2 separate regions of the Homo sapiens genome follow, and region 2 is linked to region 1. A link is a loop called in an ENCODE intact Hi-C map of the cell type or tissue named here. Cell type or tissue: dorsolateral prefrontal cortex. All regions are shown on one strand.

What was found. Hi-C counts contacts between places; a loop is a spot of excess contacts. Peaks named below come from ENCODE experiments on the same cell type or tissue, not always from the same donor. Only the 100,000 strongest peaks of a DNase experiment are listed, where the experiment ranks them.
Region 2: it touches region 1 in a loop (7-fold over the local background); 2 of 110 quality-filtered maps call a loop at or near these places.

Annotation. Positions count from the first base shown.
Region 1 is chr3:181,449,982-181,457,981 of GRCh38, reverse strand. All of the region lies in intron 3 of SOX2-OT (SOX2 overlapping transcript), which reads right to left. Among named protein-coding and RNA genes, the nearest start is that of SOX2, 260 kb to the left of the region's middle. RefSeq lists an enhancer at 2,982-3,483. In dorsolateral prefrontal cortex, a CTCF peak has its summit at 3,452; DNase peaks (open chromatin) are centred at 601 and 3,021; H3K4me3 peaks cover 3,231 bases; H3K27ac peaks cover 5,091 bases.
Region 2 is chr3:181,607,734-181,615,733 of GRCh38, reverse strand. It overlaps SOX2-OT (SOX2 overlapping transcript), which reads right to left. Exons shown (of 7, transcript NR_075092.1): 5 at 4,805-4,873. Among named protein-coding and RNA genes, the nearest start is that of SOX2, 100 kb to the left of the region's middle. In dorsolateral prefrontal cortex, no CTCF peak of the experiment used is centred here; no DNase peak of the experiment used is centred here; H3K4me3 peaks cover 6,792 bases; H3K27ac peaks cover 6,891 bases.

The sequences.
Region 1 (8,000 bases):
CATGTAGGTCTCGACTTTTCATAGCAGCTCTTAAATGTGTATTCGGAAACTACAAAGTGCTGAATATATTTTCAGCCTTTTTGTACTACGATTTACAACTAATGACCTTAAGCAATGTCATGCATGTAAAACAAAATTATGAGACCACCCTGGTTTAGAGCCGAATAAAAGTATAGAATCAAACTTCATTATCATTCAAATTTAATAGGGGAGAAGAACAACAATAAAAAAAATCCATAGTAATATAGATAAATCTGTTTTGCAGTTTTACTTTGTAAAAATGTCCTCCTTTGCTTGTATTTTGCTATTACCAGCTCAGGGTAAGTAGACAATTATTTAAGCTTAATACCAAAAGTAATAATGCACTGTACACATTCAAAATCCTTGTTTCGCATCAGCCAGTGCCTATGGGGATAAAACATCTATCAGTTGTTCCTTAGCGTAATAGCGAGTTTGAAAATTTGACCGCCCAGGCCGACATTAGTGAAATCATAGTTTTAGCTTGATTCAGAACCCAACACAGGAAATCTTGATACTGGGATGACTCCATTGGCAGCGTGCCTCCTGATGCCCACAAGAACTGCGGGCTACTTTCTGTCCCACTACTTCCCATGAAAGAAGTCCTTTTACTTCCCTGCTGTAGTTGGCACACTGCCCTTTTCACGGACCCAACGAACCGTCATCTTGGATGTAACAAATTAGTACATTCTCAGAATAATAATAAGTGCAGGCATGAAAACACTATTGTTTTTATTTGGAAATGAAGTAACTCATTTTAGCTGGGTGACTTTTTCAGTGTAGCACCATAGGCCAAAAAAGAAAAAATCTTTTCTGAAAAGAATGGTCAATTTCAGGAGAGACATGACACATCATTTGCTGTAAAAATCAGATAAAGGGAAAAGAATAGAAAAAAAAATGGCATTTGTTGTAGAGTAGTTAAAAGAAAATAGGAGGTTCAAGGGAAGTACAAATGTAAAACAAATAATGTATCCATTTCAAAGTACAATTAGAGAAATAAGATTGGAAATAAGTACTATATGGAGTTGATTTTTGATATCAGATTAAAAATCTATTAACTGATTTTTCTGCTTGTAACTGCAAAAAATATAACTAAAATTTTTTAAAAAAGATCTTCAGGTATATTAGAAAAATAGTTAAGTGTAGAGAATGTTAAAACACTAGAGAATAACACAAACATGTTTTTATATGTTAATGATCACGTCAAAATTTACTTTCAGTTTTCAAAAAGATTTCTTTCACCACTACATGTGTGTAAGCATATGCCCGTGCATTTCCAGCCTTAGGATTATTTTTTTTACTAACTATGTTAATAGGAAAAGAAAAAAGTTAATATTAGCAAATTTGCATATAAGTCAAATTTACTTCAAAGCAGAGCCATAAAATTTATATAAAATACTTTTTCTTATTATTCTGGAAGGGCCATCATCACCTTTCAATGCCAAGAACTCTGAAAACTATAGAAACTATTGTAATGATAGTCTTTATGACAGCTTCAACTGAGATTTGAATAGCAAGCACACTTTTAAGTAGACAATAAGATGAAATTAGAACTGCCAAGAAGTATGAAATAGTAACCAAATAAATATATTTTTTCAATATTCCAGACATTGTCCAATGTAGATGTCAGCTCAAAATTATAGTCTAAAAATCAAAACAATCATTCATATACTTTCTCTTTGCTCTAGACCTGATCCTTTAAAACAAATTATGATATTTTATGTAAAAATGTACCACAAATTTACTAAACTTTCTGGTTCAAATGAGTTCAAGAATATCTCATTATAAATGGAGACAGTCCTGAAAAGGCAGCCAAGCATGACTAAAAAGATCACTCTTTTACACAAAAAATAGCCTTCTTATTTTACCCTTTGTTGAAAAGACATTTGGCCAGCCACAGGGGAAATACATAATCTACTTTTATATTCAAATAATTTATTTGAAAACTCTATGGCTACAATGACCCTAAAACAATTCTGGATTGAATATACATATGACATGGGTTTATGTGATCTTAATCATTGACTTGTTTTCATGTGTTGGCAATGATTTTGGCAATTCTTTTTTAAAAAAGAAAAACACATTCATATCCTTTATAAAAATTACCATTAAGTAAAATTATATCTGAAATGAAATAAGATGGTATTAATGTGGTATAGTTCTGTAAATAATTTTATGCATACAGTCAAGTTTGAATATTGCAGTTCTTTTCACACAACCATCTATCAATTTAATCTAATATACATTCCAACACACAATCTCTCTGGTAACAACATGTCAAAAATTATGCCATCATAATTTGCCTTTTTGTAAAGACAAGAAGCAAAACTTGAACATTTCAAGATTTTAAAAACCTGCCTCCACATAGATTTGCTCCTTTCAATTCTGTGAATTTTTATTTCAGTGTTTTGACAATAAGGTTGATTTTATGAACTCTAAGCTATGGTGAACTTCACTATGAGATATCTTCCCCACCCCCACCCCAAGAGCCAAAAACGCCAGCAGTAAATGATGTTTGTCCATTTACTTTAAGTAAGACACTGTTTCTTTCATTCAGTTGCTCAATATCCAAGATTATATAACAGCAGAGAATAGCATACACTGAGGAGGAAAAGCTTAAAGCAATTAGTTTTCTCCTAAGTACTTTAGCCCTCCTTATTTAGGTTTTTAAAAAACAGGCAATCATATAATGAATTTCAAGCAGCCATACAAAGCACTTTAAAAACTGTTTCTACAGTCTTAATTTCCTTTCATCATTGTACACATAAAAAAGAGGAAGCAGCTATCACATTCATGTCCTAAAATTGATCACTCAGATACTTGGGAAAGTTTTCTATGCTGTCCACCCATGCTTTTTTTTTTTTTCCTGATTTGTCAAGGTACAAATGAAATATTTCCAGCTCTGATAAAGAAGACCAAAATGTAAAATGTCGACTTGTCTTGCACATTCTGGGTGCCTCCCTAGACTCTGCCACTCTCCCAGCAGAGCGGAATGAATATCTGGGCTAACCACACATTTCAGGACAAAGGAACTAATTCATGGGGGAGGGGAGACCACACACCATTTATAAGGTTTGTTCAGTTTACAAGAAAACTATTGTCAATGCTTTGTTGATTCATTATGAAAGACCCTGCGTGACAAAAAAACAAGTGACCACCTCCTTGCTGAGTTTCACCAGCATACTCCCTGCATTCAAGAGCAGCCCAGGATCTCCTGCGCTAATTGTTATTTAAAGAAACTGCAACTGTAGGTACATGAGATAGCTCTGATCACAGATAGAGCCATCAGGTTGAAGATTTGATGAAACTGGCTCTGGTACCCAAAAGATCGCACACAATAGCACAGTGCTTGCTATTGCTGTCAAAACTCTGATGTGAAGAACCAAATTCCACTAGAGGGAGTGAAAAGAGCCCGGAAGGATCATAGAGATGCTGACTCTATGCAGGGTCCCACCACTAGGACATTTTAGTCACTACGAAATCTTCTTGTCTCCCCACCTACAAAATGGGACTAAAATATAAAATATTTTTTAAAGGAAAATCACCTTAAAATCCTTTGTTGGAAAATGCTATACAGTGCACAAGTATTATCTTCATCATCCATTGAACCTTTGTACTTTTTTCTCTGTCCTGAGGGAAATAATAAATTGACATATTTTCTATCATCAGAGACCCTTTTAAGACCACAATGTGATTGCGCTCCAGTATAGCTCACACTTATCCCCATTAAAAACACACAAAGGGGTGAAAGCAGGGAAAGAAATAGGTAGGCATAAAGGGCAGCTCAGATATACTGTTGTACAACATGGGCGCTCTCTCCTAACCTGCCCCAGCCTCTAAGATGGGGAATGAACCACCGCACAAAGAAGTCTGCAAACGGGCCCTGCATAAGTTCCAGTTGAAACTGGCTGCTCTGTGGGTAAAAGCACACAGGTTGCTCTCCCGAGTGGCCATTTGATTGCAGATCAGCTACGTGTTCTTCTACTGCTCCAACAACCCTGAATGGCGCCCTGTATCTTTTTAAGTGGTTGGTTTCGTTGGAAACATGGGACAGAAATCTGTTCCTCTTTGTGGCACTCACATAGTAGCATTGTAGGTTTTTCTGTTTTTTTCTCCTTCTTCTTTCTTCTATAAGGAATAAAGGCTCTTAAAAAATAAACCCAGACCTCCATTAAGACAAGTTTCTCGGTGGCCTGGGAGAGGGGAGAATCCTTCCACTTCACATTCCTGCTCCTTCAGTTTGATCAGCTACGAGATTTCTCCAGGCCACCAAGTAGTTCTAAGAAGAGAATAAAAGTGTTCCAAGGTGGTGGGGAAGCTGGCACTCTTATACATTGCTGATGGAATGTTATTTGGTAAAACTCTGTGGAGGGCAATTTGGCAATTTCTCCCCAAGCCCTACTCTCAGGGGTTTATCCTATAGCTCTGGTCCTGCATGCATGAAATGGCTTATGTATAAGGTTGTTTACTGTAGTACTGTTTGCAATAGCAAAAGATTGGAAGCACCTTAAATACCCATCAATATCCATCAGTAGGGCTGGTTATATTATGATGCTAGGATACAAGGAAATAGGAATGAGGAATTGATATAAAATGATTTCCAAATATAATGTTATGAGGAATAAAGAGTATGAGCTGTATGAGACTCCTTGTGTTAAAGAAGGGAAGGAAAGATTTACATACATTCCTTGTGGGCCCCATGAAAGCAGGGTTCACGCTTGTTTTCATTACTCTTCTGTCTTTAGGGACAGGAAATACTTTGTTTCAGATGAGGAAAGGTCTTAAAATCAGTTTCAATAAATGAAGGAGAGCAGGAGAGTCAAGAATAGATTAAAAAAACAAATTTAAAAAATCTATAGTCAAAGTTATATACAGAACTTGATAGAAAATTTCATGAATACTAGAAAATATTAACAATGGAATTGAGAGTGACTTTTCTCCTGCTGCTTTATCTTTTCATCTATCAATTTTTTCTATGAGGATGCATGTATTTAAGAATTTAGTAACAAAACAAAATGCCACATTGAACTTAAATAGAATCAGTTGTACTTGGTGACTCTTTGAATGCTTGGTTTGGAAGAGGAGGGAAGCAAGGATGGTTCTGAGATCTCCAGCTTAGAAATCTAAGTGGATGGTGTTGAGGTTAACCAAGATAAAGACTTGAGAAGGCTGATAAGGAGAAAGGCAGTGAGCTTCACTATTAAACGTTCCTCAGGGTTCAGGCTGTGAGCTTACCTTAGGGCACCCTGAGAAATCTTTCCAGGCTCCAGTAACCTCTCTATACCCAGTCTACTGTAAAGAATGTCCAGTCATACTTCTACTAAGGGATCATCTGGGAGCTGCCCTTAAGACACAGTCAACCACATTGTTCTTTTATATTTATTTTATTTTTATTTATTTATTCATTTATTTCTTGAGACAAGGTCTCACTATGTTGCTGAGTGTTGAACTCTCGGCCTCAAGTGATCTTCCTGCCTTGGCCTCCCAAAGTGCTAGGATTACAGGCATAAGCCATCACACCCAGCTCATATTTTCTAAAGAAACATAAATTATGCAAAGCATTGTTGACTTTCACTAGTGTTGTTTCTAGCGATATGCAAATAAATGCACTTGTGTAGGACAAAAATTCCTGCACATACTAACTGATTACATAGAAACAGCTGAGGTTAAAAAAGGTGGTGCAAAGCAAAGTTGAGACCCTCTATTTGGCACCCTCAAGGGCCCCTTCCTTATTGATTCCCCAGGGTTACGAGGATATTCGCTGCTATTACCAACTTTGCAACCTGAAGCCCATCCTGCATGTGTTATCCATCAGGCCTCTGCTCCCCAGAGCCTCTCCCTTTTTTTTCCCCCATGTAGGATTCTCTCTTCCCATCTCCAACTCTAGCTTTGCCCTTTGTGCTGAGATTCAGCTCACTAAAGTCTATTTGGCACTGATCCTGTGCCATGTGCTATGTGAGTCCCTGGGACTCAATAGTGAAGAGGACATTGTTTCTGCCATCAACGTGTTGCCATTTTGGTGTGGTGCTGTGACGGGGCAAATACATGGGCTACGGGGCATCTTATACAGAACAGACTTGCTGGCAGAGATGGCATCTGCAGTGAGCCTGGAGAATGCCTAGGAGTTAACCAGGTAAGCAGGGTTGGAACGGTCAGAGTAGAGAAGAACGTTCCAGGTTGAGGAGAGGGTTGGGTAGTGGTTCAGTACTGCTACATACATGTTTCATGTTATTAAACTTGTGGTTTTTGATAGTTTGTGGGTCTATTTTAGTTAATATTAATTATTACTGGAATCAACCCCACTTTTCCTAAAGCCCTAGGAGTATTTTTTAAGCACATGGGATGTTACACAAATTTGAAAATGATAGAATATACTATTTTCATCTCTATTTCAAAATCTCTGATGGGGAAGCATAATAGAATTCCCTACTTCTCGGAAAAATGTAATGGATACTCAGGATTTTGTCCAGTAGAGGGATTCCCAAAGAGTCCCCAGGACTTAATGGACCCCCCAGAAAAATAGAACTATTCAAATGGATTAGGAAGTCTTGCCTTCTCTATTGCCCTCTTATAGCTCTACCAATATATTGGCTATTAAAGGCTTATAAGAGTTCTACAATAAAAATCTTGTTTAATTTTGTTTAAACCAGAGTTTTCTACTTTTATTTTGCTTTATGACCCTCTTTCTCCTTTTTAGACAGTTCCATTATTATTTCAAGAAACTACTGATTCATGGAGCACAGTTTGATACTGATCTGGTGATGAATTCCCTTAAAAACAACATCCTTTCTGTTATTGTTATTACTGTTGCTATTTAATGAGTACTTGAAATATACCAAGCACTTTGTTAAGTGCTTTATTAAAATGATTTTATTTAATCCTCACTGTAACTCTATGACATATCACTGTAATCTTCACTTTACAGTTGGGGAAAATGAGGCCTTGAGAAATTAAGAAACCTTCCTAAAGTCAAACCACCAATAAGTGGCAGAGTTGGGATTCAACAATTTCTGTCTGACTCTAGAGACGTGAACTCCTCTTCTTGCCTGAGCCGTAGAAAAGTGTTTCTTGATGGTGTCTAAATCTATCTTTGGACCAGACTTTTAAAGGGTAGAACAATCATATTATGGAGGGCTGTGAAGAGCAAGGAGCAGAGGAAAAGGTAACTCAGGGTAGAAAGAACAGGTGCCACTTACACATTGCTTCTTCCCACCTGGCACTTCTCTCTTAGGTATTGTATGGTCTCTTAAAATGAGCCTCAGTTTCCTCATCTGATTAATGGACATATTGATACATCTCAGGATTGTGGTAAGGCTTGAAGTTAAAATCTGCAAGGTGCTTATAGTACAATGCTTCAGCATGCTGATCTGAGGTACTAGTGCCTGTCACATGCAAGACACTAAGTAATGCTGATTATGTGACCTTGGACAAGTTTCTAAACCTCGCCATGTCTTTAGTTTCTTCACAGGTATAATGGGGATAATAATGTTACCTACATCATGGTGGTCACTGTGAATATATGACAAGTTAACACTTAGGGCACATAGTAAGCACTGAATGGGTTTGCCATTTTTATTATTTACCTACACATGACTAACACTATGGAGCAGCTTCAGAGAACACACCCAGAATCCTGTCACCAGAATGAATGGCACCACACTTTCCAACTCCAAAGATTCTATTGTCTACAAGCACACTATCACTCTTTCATCCACACAATTGTCATATGCTTCAAAAATATACCTAGACTACAAGTGCTAGTAACTCTTGAGCAAAGTTCCTTAAAATTTAAGGGACGATGATTTTGTAAAGAATAATTAATTCCTTTTTTCAGTGAATACTGATTTGGCTTGACCACAGGTGGCCTATGAAGTTGTATAAATGGCCTGTTACCACTGCCACAGTTGCTTTCTACATTGCCCAACCAAAAGAGAATGAAGAAACAATCTAATTGCTTCACCATCTCTGCCCTGATAAAAGGT
Region 2 (8,000 bases), 160 kb before region 1:
AGAGAAGGATGGATAGATAGTCAGAAGCAATATGTCCTGACAGAGGTAGGACCCATGGTTACCATCAAATAAGGTCTTCTGCTGACGCTTGAAAGGAATCTTCTTATATGGAAGGTAACATCAACAGCTAAGATGCCACAATAGGAGGGAAGACCAGAAAATGCATTTTCTTTTCTTTTTTCCTTCCTCCTTTCCTCTCCTTTTCTTCTCTCCTTCTCTTTCTATCTCCTTCCCTTCTAAGCAATAGAAGCCCATCTTTGAATTGCTAGAGAACTATCATAGAATCAATTGCTGATACATACGTAGCTTTCAAAGAAATATTATTTCTATCTCTATTCAAAGACCAGACCACTGAACTGATGGAGTTTTTCCCCCTTTCCCTCTTCTCTCATTTCAGAATGAGGAAAAACAACAACAAAAAACATAGCCAGATAAGCTATAAGTGTTAGAAACAGCTAATATTGCTTGTGCTTCCTGTATTCATTCATTCCTTTCTTTCCTTTTCCCTCTCTCCCTCCCTCCCTTCCTCCCTCCCTTCCTTCCTTCCTTCCCTCCATCCCTCCCTCCCTCCTTTTTTGTTTCCTCCCTTTCTTGCTTTCTTCTTTTCTTTCTTCCCTTCTTCTGACTTTCACATTAGAGCACTTTCAGTGACTTCTTTCCCAGACTGTAAACTCTGTAAGGTCAGGGGTTCTGACTGATTTACTCATTACTGTATTCCCAGCACTTAGCCCATGCCTAAATATTTGTTGAGTGATTGAATTAATGAGATTTACTACCATAAGATAAAGATAAAAGATTTGTAAACACAGAGCCAGTGAACATAAATAGTATAAACATCACTTTATAGATCTTTTTTAATCTGCAAAGGTTGGATTAGAGGAAAATTTCCTAAAATGTGTTAAAAATATTAGCTCTGAAGAATAAAAATAGACTTTTTGGCAAAATAGGTTGGGGGAAACCTATGGAAAAATAGTTTGGGATACACTATATTATACAAGGTTCAAAGAGATCTTTATGATTTACCAGAGTTTTTCAAGTACAAATTTTCATTGTGAATTTCTTAGAGAAGGACATAAATTATTTGACCGTGTTATTTTTTTTTTAGCTGGCATAGCTTATAGGGATGGTATTCCATAAAACATGTTTTGAAAAATTAGCATCTTAATTCAGTTTTTTAAAAAAAATTTCTTTCTTTTGGATTTAAGTACTAATTATTTTTCTACTGTAAAAAATACCACTTAAGTTAACATTACTGAACTATACCGTTAAAAATGGTGAGGGTAGTAAATTTTATTTTTTTACCACAATTAGAAATACCATTAAGAAACCTCCAAAATATTACTTTACTAAGAAGTAAGAGGAATCAATCTTTTACCTAACAGCTACAACAATGCAGCCAGAATGAATAATATTGCCAAATAAAGGGCTTGATTTTGGTCTATAATGTTAAAAAATTCCATTTACCACCTAGATACTATATCTTCAGGAAGCATCCTGATTTTAAACATATGGCTGTGAATCTCTTGGTGTGAGCTTTTAGCAATATAGTTTAGGAGGCCTGGACATACAGAGCCATGACTGTGTCTGGTTAGGAGAGTAAGCCTGGGACCAGGAGACAAGAAACTGGGTGATAAAATTGACACTGTCACTCACTCAGTGTACAACCTTGAGTAAACCCTGCTTTCCTTTTCTATAAGATAGCCTCAGTCAGTAATGTTTCACTTTTTCTTTCTAGCATGGGATTTTCATGAGTAAATCTTAATGGAACTCTAATATACACAGCAGATAATAGCAGAGGTACTCTGGTCTCAGTGGGGCAGGAGGCTGCTTGGTTCTTTCCAAGTCTTACTCCTGCTTCTAGGAGTTAAGACTGAAATAGAAAAGAATGTTTGTGTCCGTTATAAAGCTTGTGAGCCCCTGTAACTTCATACAGACCCACACAGTATACAGCTGTTAAAGAATATTGAACGCTGCCACACTGCATGTGGTGAACACCTTTTGAATTTCAACATATATTTTAGATTAAAAAATAAGAAAAAAAACACCAGAAAGTACCCTTCCCTCAGTCACTTTATGTATACATTTTAACATATAAGCTTGATGGCAAATTAAAATCGAATGCAAATATTTTTCCTGAAAAGTTGCCCATTTATATAGTTTTCTTAGACTCTCTTAGTTTTTAATGGGAAGGCTTTCCTAATAACAAAAAGTGTTAATTACATAAATATGCGTGTTCTTTTCAAAGCCTTACACTATATTATGGATAATAAACAATAGAGAAATAAATACAAAACTGTTTCAACAGAAACACTGCTTCTTGAACAGCCTTTAACATTATGACATGTTTACTGGGAAAATGCATTACTCATGACAGGGTTACAAAAGCAATATTAACCTTCTTGAAATGTAACAGCAAAAAGTCAGATGTAAAAATCAGTACCAGGCATGGTAATGTAACTACTTTTGTTAAGATTATACATAGAAATAAAGCAGATATTTAAAGCTACATTAAGGTGTAGATAAATAAAGGATCCTTTAGAAGATTCACAACACACATCACAACTAAATTCATGATGCAGATTGTCCTAAAGATAGCATTCTTGGAGATGAAAACCCTGTGCTTTCTTTTGATTGTTTTTCTTTTGGGCACTGCTGCTTTTGCAATTTTGTGCAGGGTGTCAGACATTAAACTTGTCCTTAAAGCAAATTAAAAAAAATAAGATAGACATAATCTATCTTTTGGGATAGGCACTTGTTATATCGACAAATTACCAAACACTTTCACTATATCTGATATGACTAATGAGTCGTTGTAATCTATAATCAAAAAGAATGTTTGCTTCTGTAAAAAATAAGAATTTACCCCAAACAACCTTTCATAATAAGCAAAGAACTCCAAAGTAATGGTTTAAAATGTCTGATGAAATACACACTATAAAATCGCACTTACCATCAAATGCAAGTTAGATTTACAAAATAATTTTTCATCAAATTTATTTTGTTGCTATTGTTTTATCGTAAGACCCATTACTTGTCTAGTCATGTAGTGTTGATGTTTAAAAGGGATTCATGTTTTAAAATAATCCTAAAATATTTCATTAAAATCTGTTAGGGAATTTTTCTTATTCTGGAGAATGTTAGCTTGAGGCTTATTTAAAAAATAAAGGTCAAAAGTCAGAAAGGATAATAGCTGATGGTTTTGATAATGCTAATTATATATTACTGAGAATAAAGGTAGAAAGGGAAATATGAATACTAAAGAAAGATAAACATCCCAATGCTGGATTTTTAAAAAACAATGAAAAACCCTTAAAATGTCTTTGTATGTCACTGTCATAATTCAAAGACATAATGAAGCCTGAATTAAAAATGTCAGTTTCTGTGAGTGTTGATAACTTGGTTCTTTGTTGGGCAAGTCAAAATGTGTCTGTTTGATAGGCAAAAATGACAGACTAAAAATGGGAGAAGTTGAATCTAAAAAAAGAAACACACACACACGAACACACATGAACACACACACACACACACACACACACACACACACACACGCACGACTTTTAAAAAAGGCCCATAATGTACTTGAAGGAGAAGACCTGTAGGGTAGGAGGCAATATCTTTAGGAAGTCACCAAGCAGCACTAAAAGGCAATGTCCATGGCCAATCAAAACGATTTCTGAGACTGCTGGGGCTCTTGCATCTCTGTCTTTACACTAGACTGGAAACCCTTTGTAGTAATTACCAGACTGTACCAGATTTTCTGGTTCAGTTCAATCTTATAATTGACTGACAGTGATGGGCCAGGAGGGGGAAAAATTCAGGCTCACCACTGCAAGCAGAGGATCAGAAATGGTTTCACAGAGAGCTAGTTACAGCCTGGCACTAAAAGCAGGGTTAAGCAAGCATCATCAGCAAGTTCTCCTAATTCCCAGGTTAGAAAGGAAGTTAGGAGGAAAAAACAACAATCCATGGGTGCTCTCATCTTACAGATCAATCCTTAGCATGCAACCATTTTACAAAAAATGAATGGAGAATAGCCTTAAGTGTAAATTGTAATTTTAGATGTCACTAAATTTTAGATGATTTTTATTTTGCTTTTGGGAAAAGATAAAGGTTTGTCTCCCAAACTCAAATACGGTCATCTTGCTTAAGTTAAGGAGACTTTTGTTCTATTTATACTAAGGAAGAAAAACAATGCTGCTATTTCATTCCTAGGGCTCAAAAATAATTGAAGTGCAAGGCATATTTCGCCTATGATATGTTACATAATCAAAGTTAATTTGAAAGCACTTAACATCAAAATTCTCACATCCTTTCCTTATTTGTAATTCACTGATTTGGATTTACTGTGTATCCATAGTTAGTAAATTGTTACCCATAAATCCATACTGTTTAAAAAGAAAAGATTGAATAATAATTTACATGAACTCAGAGTTAATGCATTAAAAAAATCGAACACGTTGAGCGCTGTATTAAAGACTCATTCGGCTGGCTACCATTTGTTATTTACTTAGAACTGTTCTCTACCCACTTTATTTCTAAACAAAAGAGCAACCATAGCTTTAGCTACACCAAACATTAAAAACGCAGGTGTCAGAATCAGGGTCAAAATGAGAACTCAGGCCATTTGGTAGGCAAGTGAGAATTATGTACTATCATGTTGAGGTCAATTGACTTGAAATTTAATCACAGTTTAAACCCCTTTTCTTTCCAGGCTAAAGAGTAAGCAACACCTGTGCCAGCAGCAGCTCACATTGCAGCTGACATAGCAGCTAGTTCAATTTTTAGTTACAAGTCAATTACTTACTGGAATAGAAAGAGAACATTTCATTCATTCCATGGATGGCCACTTTTCCGAAGAAACCTGTCAGGCTTTCTTTCTCCAAAAGAAGAAAAGAGAAAAAAAGTGAAAGTTAAAAATAAGTGATGTACTGCAAAGTTTTAGAGCTAGGCCAGTACACTACAGCAGAGAAGTTGTGCAAATAGCTTACCTTCCAAATACTGAACAGAGCTGTCTTGTAAGTGAGGCCTATCCCAGCTGATAAGTCCTGGGACTTTCCTTATCAGAGTATCAAAATTAGGTAAAATTATAATAGGTGATCTACACCTGAGAAGAGGGACCAGCTGACTGTATGAAAGGAAAGAGCAAATGAGTAAAATGTCTTCCCCCAGCTACAGTCAGCCCTGGTGCAAGGGGAGTTTTCAAATGCACTGGCTATAGACTTTTGTCCAAAGCTGTGGTTCTCTTTTTTTTCTTTTCTTTTTTTTTCTTTCTTTCTTTCTTTTCTTTCTTTCTTTTCTTTCTTTTTTTTTTTTTTTTTTTTTTTTTTAGAGAAGCTAGATTAGTTCATACAAAACTCAACAATACAGCACTGAAACCCATTGTTGATATTCAACATTTTTCACATAGCGGAACAGAATAGACAATACGGTATCTAGGAAACCATGGGCTGGATTACAAACTGATGATATCTCATCCTTCTGGGGGCCTGTAATCCTTTTTATTACCTACCACGGTAAAAAAAAAAAAAAAATCACTATGTGTGTGGGGAACTCTCTCAGAATAAATCAATAACATTGCCATTCTTAGGAAAATAGGATAAATTAAAATGAAATCTTGCTTACAGCACTAAGTCCCTAAGTGTGCCATTTGCCTTTTATGCAAGTTAATGATTTTTTAAATTGCTCTTATCTTAACCTTTATATAAACTTCCATAGGTTCAAAAAAATTAAATTATCTGTAAATATTTGCTTAAAAACAGTGTTCACAATTAGCTTGTATGTTCTATTTCTCATAATAAATACTTGGAAAGTTATTTATTTCAAAGTGTCCAAGATTAGAACCTAAGGCATGAGTGCAAAGTAATTTTCATTAATTTGTTTTAAATACATGTGTTGGGTTATTAGTAAACTATATTTATTCCTCCATTAGGAACACACTGAAATTCAAGGTCTTCTGGGCTTATTTACCTGATCTAATTAAATAAATAATTTTTACTTTTAAACTTTTCATTGTCTTTAAAATTTTTCATTTTTAAAATGCATTTCCTGATTATGCATAACTGCAAAGCCATCCTTTACAAAGAAGTTATGCCTATTAACCTTTTTGAAAATCTGGTCCAATCCCTTTTTAAAATGCAATCCAGTTCCCATACTTTTCTTATGCCTCCAAATGGTCTAGGTAGCCACAGAAGTGATTGTTCCTACCAGTTTCTTTTCATCACTTCTGCAATTGACCAATTGACAACTGATTGATGGTTATCTTTTCACTTCAACAATGAAAGAAATTACCATCACTATAGCTATGTACAGTAAATGCCTCCAGAGTAAATTGCATGATTCTAAAATTCTCCTTAGCTCACTTAGTAAAACATCAACACAAAAAAGTTTCTTTTTTGCGCCTCCTTTCCTGTACCACAGATTTGGCCTTTCCTGTCAACTGCAAAAAAAGAACTTGACAGCTTCTTTAAAAAGAGGAGTATAAAGGAACTTGAATAAAGGATGGCACTGGGCCTGTCTCAAGCAAGTGGCCATTCTTTTGCACTTGGAAAAAAATTAGGCATGTGAGCACAGATAAGCCCTATAAGAATACTCTAAGGACTATTCCTGGTGACCTTGAGATTCTCTTTCCTGCCTTAACCATTCCTGAACATTAGAGAAACAATATAGATTCTGAACATGGAGTTGCCAACTTATTTCAACTAGGATTTTTTTTATTGAAAGTGAAACATCCTTAAATTTTTTAACTTCCTTTTTTCTTTAGCATTGCGAAGACTCCCTTGCTCTAACAGTGCTCCAAAAAATGCTATTATGCAAGCGTCACATTCATTCATTACATGTTGATGGACAAGAGTTTAAATTCTACCCCAAATCTAAATTTACTGTAAATGTATATTTTATTCTTACATGAAAGCTCTGAATCTTGTCAAGGAAAGGTATTCAAATATCTTTCTTTCTATCCCTGTGCAATTAAAGTTATTTTTTCTAAGTGAAGTGAATATGCTGCTATAAAAGATTGGGCTGATTTACTGTCTTATTCTCCCACTCCAACTTTAAGATCACTTTTTTTTTTTTTTTGAGATGGATTTTCACCCTGTAGCCCAGGCTGGAAAGCAATGGTGTGATCTCGGCTCACTGCAACCTCCGCCTCCCAGGTTCAAGCAATTCTCTGCCTCAGCCTCCCGAGTAGCTGGGATTATAGGCACCTGCCACCACGCACGGCTAATTTTTGTATTTTTAGTAGAGATGGGGTTTCACTATCTTGGTCAGGCTGGTCTCGAACTCCTGACCTCGTGATCTGCCCACCTTGGTCTCCCAAAGTGCTGGGATTGCAGGCATGAGGCACCAGGCCCAGCCTAAGATCACACTTTTAAAGTGAAAAAAGAAAAAAAAAATAAACCTACGCAAACCTGAGTAGATGAGAAGGGTGATTTTTCCCTATTTCCCTTGATGTTTCAGGTCCATAAAATTTGTTCTACTGAATATTAAAAAAAAAATGAACTATAGTTTTATTGTCTAGAATTACTTGGCACAGTAAAACTTTTGCCACTTCATCAATATTATTAGGAATAAATAATTCTTATTCACTAATGACTCCATCTAAGATGGGCTAGTTTTCTGCTATTTCTGACCTCAGTTATTTAATCAAATAAGTTTTTATTAAGTACCAACTTTATGTTTTTTACACGGTAGGCTCTGTAGAATGCATGAGAAATATGAGACGAGATTCCGCCCAGCAGAAGTAGATAATTTCTTTGTGGAAACAAGATATACTGTGGGAAACAGATACTGAATGAAGATGCACATATTATGTAGATACATATACCTGAAATATTATATATTTTCACATACTTGGCATAAAGATGATGCTAAATTTTATTCACTTAAAAATGATTCATAATCTTTCCCATTACCTTTGCAATATTTGTCAGTGATATTATTATTCAAATATCCCAGGTGACATTCATGAAATATCACATTTATATCTATAGTTGATCTCTAAA